Linked DNA regions of Homo sapiens: region 2 is linked to region 1. The links are chromatin contacts, found by Hi-C or POLR2A ChIA-PET in ENCODE. All regions are on one chromosome and are shown on one strand. Each heading gives the region's core, a stretch centred on a gene start or an enhancer-like site at or near the end of the contact. The rest is flanking DNA. Distances are from core to core; before and after follow the strand shown.

The links. A loop is a pair of places that touch in the nucleus more often than their neighbours do. ChIA-PET counts read pairs that join two places held with the same protein, here RNA polymerase II (POLR2A). Pooled maps may share reads with other maps.
Region 2: a loop to region 1 is called in a map of PC-3, with 2.4 times the contacts of the local background. The contact joins the enhancer-like site here to the promoter of LIPG in region 1. A Hi-C loop is called at or near these places in 3 of 168 maps with a recorded cell type or tissue (MCF 10A, PC-3 and dorsolateral prefrontal cortex), 4 of 37 single-sample maps with no recorded cell type and 3 of 50 pooled maps. POLR2A ChIA-PET finds 5 or more read pairs at or near these places in 6 of 52 experiments (H1, MCF 10A, PC-9 and 1 more).

The regions. Positions count from the first base shown.
Region 1 is chr18:49,560,347-49,563,703 of GRCh38, reverse strand. It overlaps LIPG (lipase G, endothelial type), which reads right to left and starts at 1,647. Exons shown (of 10, transcript NM_006033.4): 1 at 1,299-1,647. The coding sequence starts at 1,395. RefSeq lists an enhancer at 940-1,440.
Region 2 is chr18:49,607,537-49,610,893 of GRCh38, reverse strand. No RefSeq gene overlaps it. Among named protein-coding and RNA genes, the nearest start is that of LIPG, 47 kb to the right of the region's middle. RefSeq lists an enhancer at 640-1,839. Within about 2 kb of position 1,858, at least 4 of the 41 ENCODE cell types and tissues checked have a DNase peak (open chromatin) inside an H3K27ac peak, as active enhancers do; they include PC-3 and PC-9, where a contact is called at or near this core.

The sequences.
Region 1 (3,357 bases), core at 398-2,897:
TTGCTCAATGGTCAACTTCTCCAGAAAGGCCTTCCCTGACCACATCATAAAATCGCACCACCTTCCCCCACCAACATGCCCCACCTTCCTCCTCTGCTTGATTTTTCTCCATAATACTGAGCACCACTGATACTTTAATCAGTGCACTGTCTGTCTTCCCACCACTGAAATGTAAGTGTCACAAGGGCACAGATTGCCATCTATTTTGTCCACTGCTCTCTCCCCTGCTCCCAGAATAGTGTCTGACACTAAGTAGGTATGCAGTAAATACTTTTTGCAATGAAGGAAATGACTCACACATACTCAGAGGCCCAGAACACAGAAGTTAGAAGGAACTTTAGCATTTTACAGGTGAGGAGCCAGAGATGAGACCTGCCCTAGGCAATGCTTCTAGTTAGCACCAGAGTTGGAAACATGTTGAGTAAAGCAAGGCTTTCCATTCATTCACAGTAACCCTCCCACACATACACAAGCCCACACAGACCATTTGGCACAACCTCAGCAGACTAGAAGATGAGATGATGGGGTTCAGTTTAGAGGCTCCCCAGCCCTCCACTGCTTATCAGCTGACTTAGTTCTCACTCTGATTCTGACTCCCCCAGAGCTGACTGACTCTGGCTCCCCCAGGGCAAGCTGCCTCCACTGGCAAAGGCTGCCATACAGAACCCAAGAGGAAGAGAAGCTAAAAGCCAGGAGGAGGAAAGGGAGGAGGAGTGGGAAGAGGAAGAGTCGGGGGAGCACAAGAGTGTTGAAGAGGAAAAGGCTGGCAACCTGGGGGAATAGGCCCGGCAGCTTCTAAGCACAAGCGACCCACCAGACGCTCCCTGCAAGCACGAATCAAACCAAAGCCAGCTACCCTGCCACCTGAACTTTCAAGACACCTACACCAAGATTAAAAGGCAGCTCCAGGAGACACAGCTCTGACAGCCTTCTTGCCTCTCAAACCTCCAGGTTCAGGCATGAGGACAAGGTTTCAGAGCTGCTGCCAGGCCGCTCGGCTGGCTGGACAGCACCAGCACTGGCTTAGGGAGCCGTATAAGGGAAGGAGGTGGGGGTGGGAGGGCTGGCAAGAGCCAGCGCACCCTGCCAGCCTTTGCCTTTTGCATGACTTGCCGGGAATGCCCCCATCAGACCAGCAGAGAGACAGGTGGACTCCAAGGTGGATTGGAGGAGAGAATGGGCAGCGCAGTGGGAAAGGAAGAATTTCATAGGAACAAGGAGGGTTTGAAGAATCAGCAAGACAGAGGGGACCCAGCACAGAGAAGTGGCTGGGGGGAATAAAAACAAATTCACGTTACCTTCCAGCCGTCCCTCTGGACCAAAAGGTACGGGGCTCCCCGCAGCAAAGCAATAGCAGAGGCTCCAGAAACAGAGCAGAGGAACGGAGTTGCTCATCCTGCCCCGCCACACCCCCTCCCAAGAAACAGAAGTTTTAAAAAACAAAAACCACCTCTTGGTGTTTCCAGCAATCCCGGCCGGTAAGACCCTTCTCTCGGCCAGGGGCTGGGGGACTGGAGGCAGAGAAGGTGGAAAATGAAAACTTGGCGGCACGGAGCCCGGGCGGTGGCAGGGAGCGAGTGTCAACGGCTTGCCCCAGAACGAGATCTGCCCTCGTCCTGAGCCGCCGGGAGGCAAGGACTCGCTGCTGTCACGCTCCTATAGAGGTAGTTTTTAAAAGTATGGGAGTCATCTGACCCATCGCCAGATGGTGATTTGCATAATTTATTCCCGTCTCTGGGCTCTGATTGGTCACACCTTGCTGACGCCGGAACCGAGACTGGAGAAAGTTTGAATGAAAGCGCTGCACACTCACCGCGTGGACGCCGCACGCTCGGCCCCGCTTCCTCCCGGGCCCGCTCCGCAGGCAGCTGCGACTCCAGCAGCTCCAGCTTTCTCCCACTGCCCTCCTCCGGACACCCAGATCCTCCTCTCCCCACTGCCATCCCAAGTGGCGGAGGCGGACATTTCCCTGAAACTCTGCGTCCGCTGGGGAGGCGATCCCTGGAGAAGGAGAGCATCCTCTCCAAGGCTCAAAGCCACACTCTCTCTGGGAGTGGTCTATCCGCTCCCTGGGCCGGGAGTCCGTCGGGGGAGAGCCACCTGGTCATCCCCTTTGTCCTCCTCTTCTCCCTCCCTTCCCGCCTAGCGAGGGCCGCAACAGGTGCAGAAGGCGCGGCCGCACAATAACCCGGCGGAGCTAAGGGGCTGTGAGCTGCGGCCGGCGCTGGAGGATCGCACAGTACCTGCTCGGAATGCTCGCTCCGCCACTAGCTGCAAAACTCCAAGCGAGCCAGCCAGCTTCTCCGAGGCGGTTCTCTCGTCCGCAATACGTGGGTGATAATGTATCGGCGGCTTAGGGATGTTGGGAAAACTAAGAGTTCACGTAGCAAAGCACTTAGCGAGGCGCGGAGCTCGTGGCAGGCGCTCTCCTACGGTGGGGTGGAGGGCTACGGGAACACCAGGCGACCTCCTCAAAGGGACCAGTGAGCCGAGATTTGGAGTCTAAGACGCGTGGCCAGAGCCCAGTGTCTGCCGATGAGCACTCACTCCTTGGCGAGTGAAATCAAGCATCTCCTTTCTCTCTGTTCTCCATCATTTCCTCCCGGCTCTCCTTCCCTTTATTGATCCGGGTCCTGCGGCAGAAAGCAGCGAGCGGAGGGAGAACTTGGCCCGGAGTCTGCGTCTGGCGCTGGGGAGCGGGGACTGAGCCCGGAACACCGACGGGGCGGCTGCGCCAACAACCACTGCGGACGCAGGGCGGGTACGAGAGGCTGAGAGGCTGCGTCCCGCCATCCAGCCTCGCTCCAGCCGGGAGGATCCGGCTCTTTAAGACGATACCCTTAACCCTGCAGTCGCCCGGAACAGGTCCTGCCCCTGCCTGGGGAGGGAAAACCCCCACAGCAGTCCCGCGCCCCTTCCTCCCTAGCGTCGAGGATCCAGCTGGAGAGACCTGTGCGAGGAAACCGAGCCGGAGCCAGCAGATCCTGTTCCGACCTCGCCTCATTACTTTTGTTACTCCAGCTGCCAGCAGAGCACGCTTTGTCCCTCCCGTGTGCTATCATTCATTAACAAGACTCAGGCGGGCTTTAGTTTTTTAGTATAGAACTCAATGGTCTGTGTGCGATGGTAAATATCACCCCCGGATATGTTGTTCCCACTCTGTCTCTCTCTTCATGAGGAAACTATACAGACATAGGTCTAATGTTATCTCCATTTTACAGATGGGAAAACTGAGTCATGGGGACAGGCTGCAGATTTGAAGAAAGTCTCAAGACAACCAGGTCTCTCTTCTCTGCTCTAGGTTCAATTTGGCCAATTGACCTTTAAATGTGAGCTCTTGGCAACCTGGTCTAGTGG
Region 2 (3,357 bases), core at 609-3,108, 47 kb before region 1:
CACTAAAATTACATTAACCGGAGAAGATTAAAATTCATGTCACAGAGGAAGAGACTGATAATTAAACACCACACCTACAGTCCAGACCAACTTTGCTCTAAACTATTGTTTGTTCTCCAGTACCTTCAATTTACAAACAGAATCCTTCCCAAGCTAATTTCTGTCTCCAAGGTCCATTCATCTCTCCTAAATCATTTACCCCTACGCCCCCTGTCTCCCCTTACCCTATGTAAAAGAGTATGAAAGCATCTGGACCTCAGTGGGTTTTTGGGTAATTATTCTCCTGCGATTCCCCCATGCTTAGGCACATCAAGCAAATTTGTATGCCTTTTTTCCTGTTAATCCATCTACTGTCAATTCACTTCAACAGCCTTAGACTCAAATCTTCAGAGGGAAAGTTTGAAATTCTCCCACACCGTCCTATTAGGTGTGAAGTGTATCTCTCAGCTTTGATTTGCATTTCCTTAATGATATTTAATATCTTTTTCTGTACTTATGGGCCACTTGTAAATCTTCCTTGGGAAAATATCCATTCAAATATTTTGCCTATTTTTAATTGGGTTGTCTTTTTATTTTTGAGCTGTAAGAGCCTGGAGGGCTATTAAAGTCATTCATACTTGGGCTTCAAAACAGTTCAATTAAATCAGAACACTGGAGTGGGCCTGGGATCAGTATTTTTTTAAATTCCCCTGATCTGTAGTCAGGGTTGGAAATCACTGGTTTATGCCATCTGGCCACGCAGGAACAGAGATGCCACGTAACAGCCCACATCATTTATGAGCTCACCCGATCACCATCAGGCCTGTCTGGGCCTGTTCCTCATCATACATTAAGTGCCTTTTTTGTGCCAACCACAGTGTTAAAGTGAGGAGAGGTGGAAGTCAAGAGCAAATGGAGATAAATAAGATGCAGCTACTGTGTATAAGAGCCTTCAGCCTCATAGAGAAGATGGGCCCCGCACAAATCATTACAACACAAAGTGCTCCAATGGATACATGTGCAGAGTGTCAAAGGGCTTCAAGAAAGAGAAAAGCAACTCATTCCTTCCTGAGTGCATCAGTATCACTGAAGGTGGGTTGATGGTCACCCGGGCCTCTGCTCTAAGGACAGTCCCCTAGCAGCAGACAGAGTTAGCACCCATGGGAGCTTGTTAGAAATGTAGAGTCCCAGGCCCCACCCCAGACTTACTGAATCAGAATCAAGTTTAACTAGGTCCCCAGGTGACTCATGTGTACATTAAAGTTTGAAATGCACTGACCTCAAGTGATGTCAATTAAGAAGCATCCAGAACATCTGCCCACCTAAAACAAAATAAAAGCTACTGCAATGAGCTCATTAAATTGTTCCATAAGGTAACTGACTTCCTCTCTGTATCCCACATATTAAATAACTCTTAGTCATATATATCTTAGCAGGAATTTACCAGAATGGTTTCACCTATGCCATTCTCTTTCTGAAGCTTCTCTGCCAGCCAAGTTACTAAGGAACAGGAGTTGGAACCAGATTGAGGCAATATTGGCACTTGGGACACAAGCACAGTTGAAATTGAAGTATAGCAGCAACAGAGAAAGCAGAAAACAGCTCAGTGATTTCCTTCAAAGCCAGTCCTTACTTTACAATTTTATAGCCGATTTGTAGAGGCAAGTGTCTTGCCCAGCATCACACAATAAATTACTGGCCGGCAATAGCCAGTTTAAAATTTGGGTGAAATGACCCATTTGACTCTATTCAACACATTAGATCATACCTGATCTTGATCCTTCAACAGGCTAAATCACAACCTATCCCCTGACTGTGGGGCTTTCCAAGGTTGAATGATCCACGCCCCAGTCTCATATTGGGTTACATCTAATTCCCAAGTATCTTCCTACATAAAAGGTCCCACGTCTTCCCAGAGGTGATTCAGCCCAGTGTTTTGTGAGCTTTGCTGCTGGAGAAATCTTTTCATTTAACTTAAATGCCATATGCCACAATGGGAGATGAGAATTCTTAGGGGCAACTGATTTCCTTGTGCCAGATTTCCATGCTGAAATGCCAAATGAGATCCTCCTGCTCTCAGCCCCTCAGTCTCACAGACTAAGACCCCAAATGAGACCTCAGGTGTAATGCTCAGTGAGGGGTGAAGAGATGTGTGAATATACAGTATGGCTGGTTCTATTAAAGCCTTAATTCAAAATCCCTTTGGGCCACTGCCAAAAGCCCTTCTGAGCTCCAAATCCTAAGACTTAAGCCTAACTCTTTTCTTCTCTTCCCCCTCACTGACTGGGCATTAACAAAGAGCCAGGAACTTCAGAATTTGTCCATTCAAGTATCAAGTGCCTACTCGCTTCAGCCTCTGCAGTGTCCAGGCCAGGCCCCCTCCTTATCTCCCTACACAGCCCTCAGCTGTGGTCCTAGGAGCACTCCAGGAGGTACAAACTCAGCTGCAGCTTCCCTCCTTCAACACTCAGAATCTTACACATGGGCTCTCCTTACTCATTTTTAACCACTTTATTGAGATAGCATTAACATACCATACAATTTGCCCATTTAAGAGTACAAGTCAGCAGTAGTTAGTATGTTCACAGAGTTGTACAACCATCAGTACAATCCATTTCAGAACATTTTTATCACACCAAAAAGAAACCCTGTACCATTTAGCCGTCACTCCCTTATGTCCCTCACCCAGCCCTAGCCCCAGTCCCTCAACCAAAGGAAACCACTAATTGACTTTCTGTCTCTATAGATTTGCCTATTCTGGACGTTTCTGTTGTTGGGGCTCAGAAAACAATATCCAAAAATGAAGGCCTCAGATGCAACAGTTTTCACTGACCTTATCCTGCCCTCCTGTCTCTGGCCTCTCATTCTCTCCCCTAGGCTAGCCATAGAAACTAGACTCCCTCTTCCCCAAGGAGGGTCATAGAAACCAGAACCCCTTTCCCCAAAGCCAGCCATAAAACCTGAAGATATCATATTACTCTAACTTTCTCCCTGCCTGTCTGTGTAAAAACTGCTCATAAAGAATTATCTCAGCCGGGCGCCGTGGCTCATGCCTGTAATCCCAGCACTTTGGGAGGCCGAGGTGGGTGGATCACGAGGTCAGGAGATCAAGACCATCTTGGCTAACATGGTGAAACCCCATTTCTACTAAAAATACAAAAAATTAGCCAGGCGTGGTGGTGGGTGCCTGTAGTCCCAGCTACTCGGGAGGCTGAGGCGGGAGAATGGTGTGAACCCAGGAGGCGGAGCTTGCAGTGAGCCGAGATGGCGCCACTGCACGGCAGCCTGGTCAACAGGAGTGAGACTCTGTCTCAAAAAAAAAAAAAAAAAAAAAAAAAGAATTATCTCACCTACCTAAATGCATGATGGTGGACATTT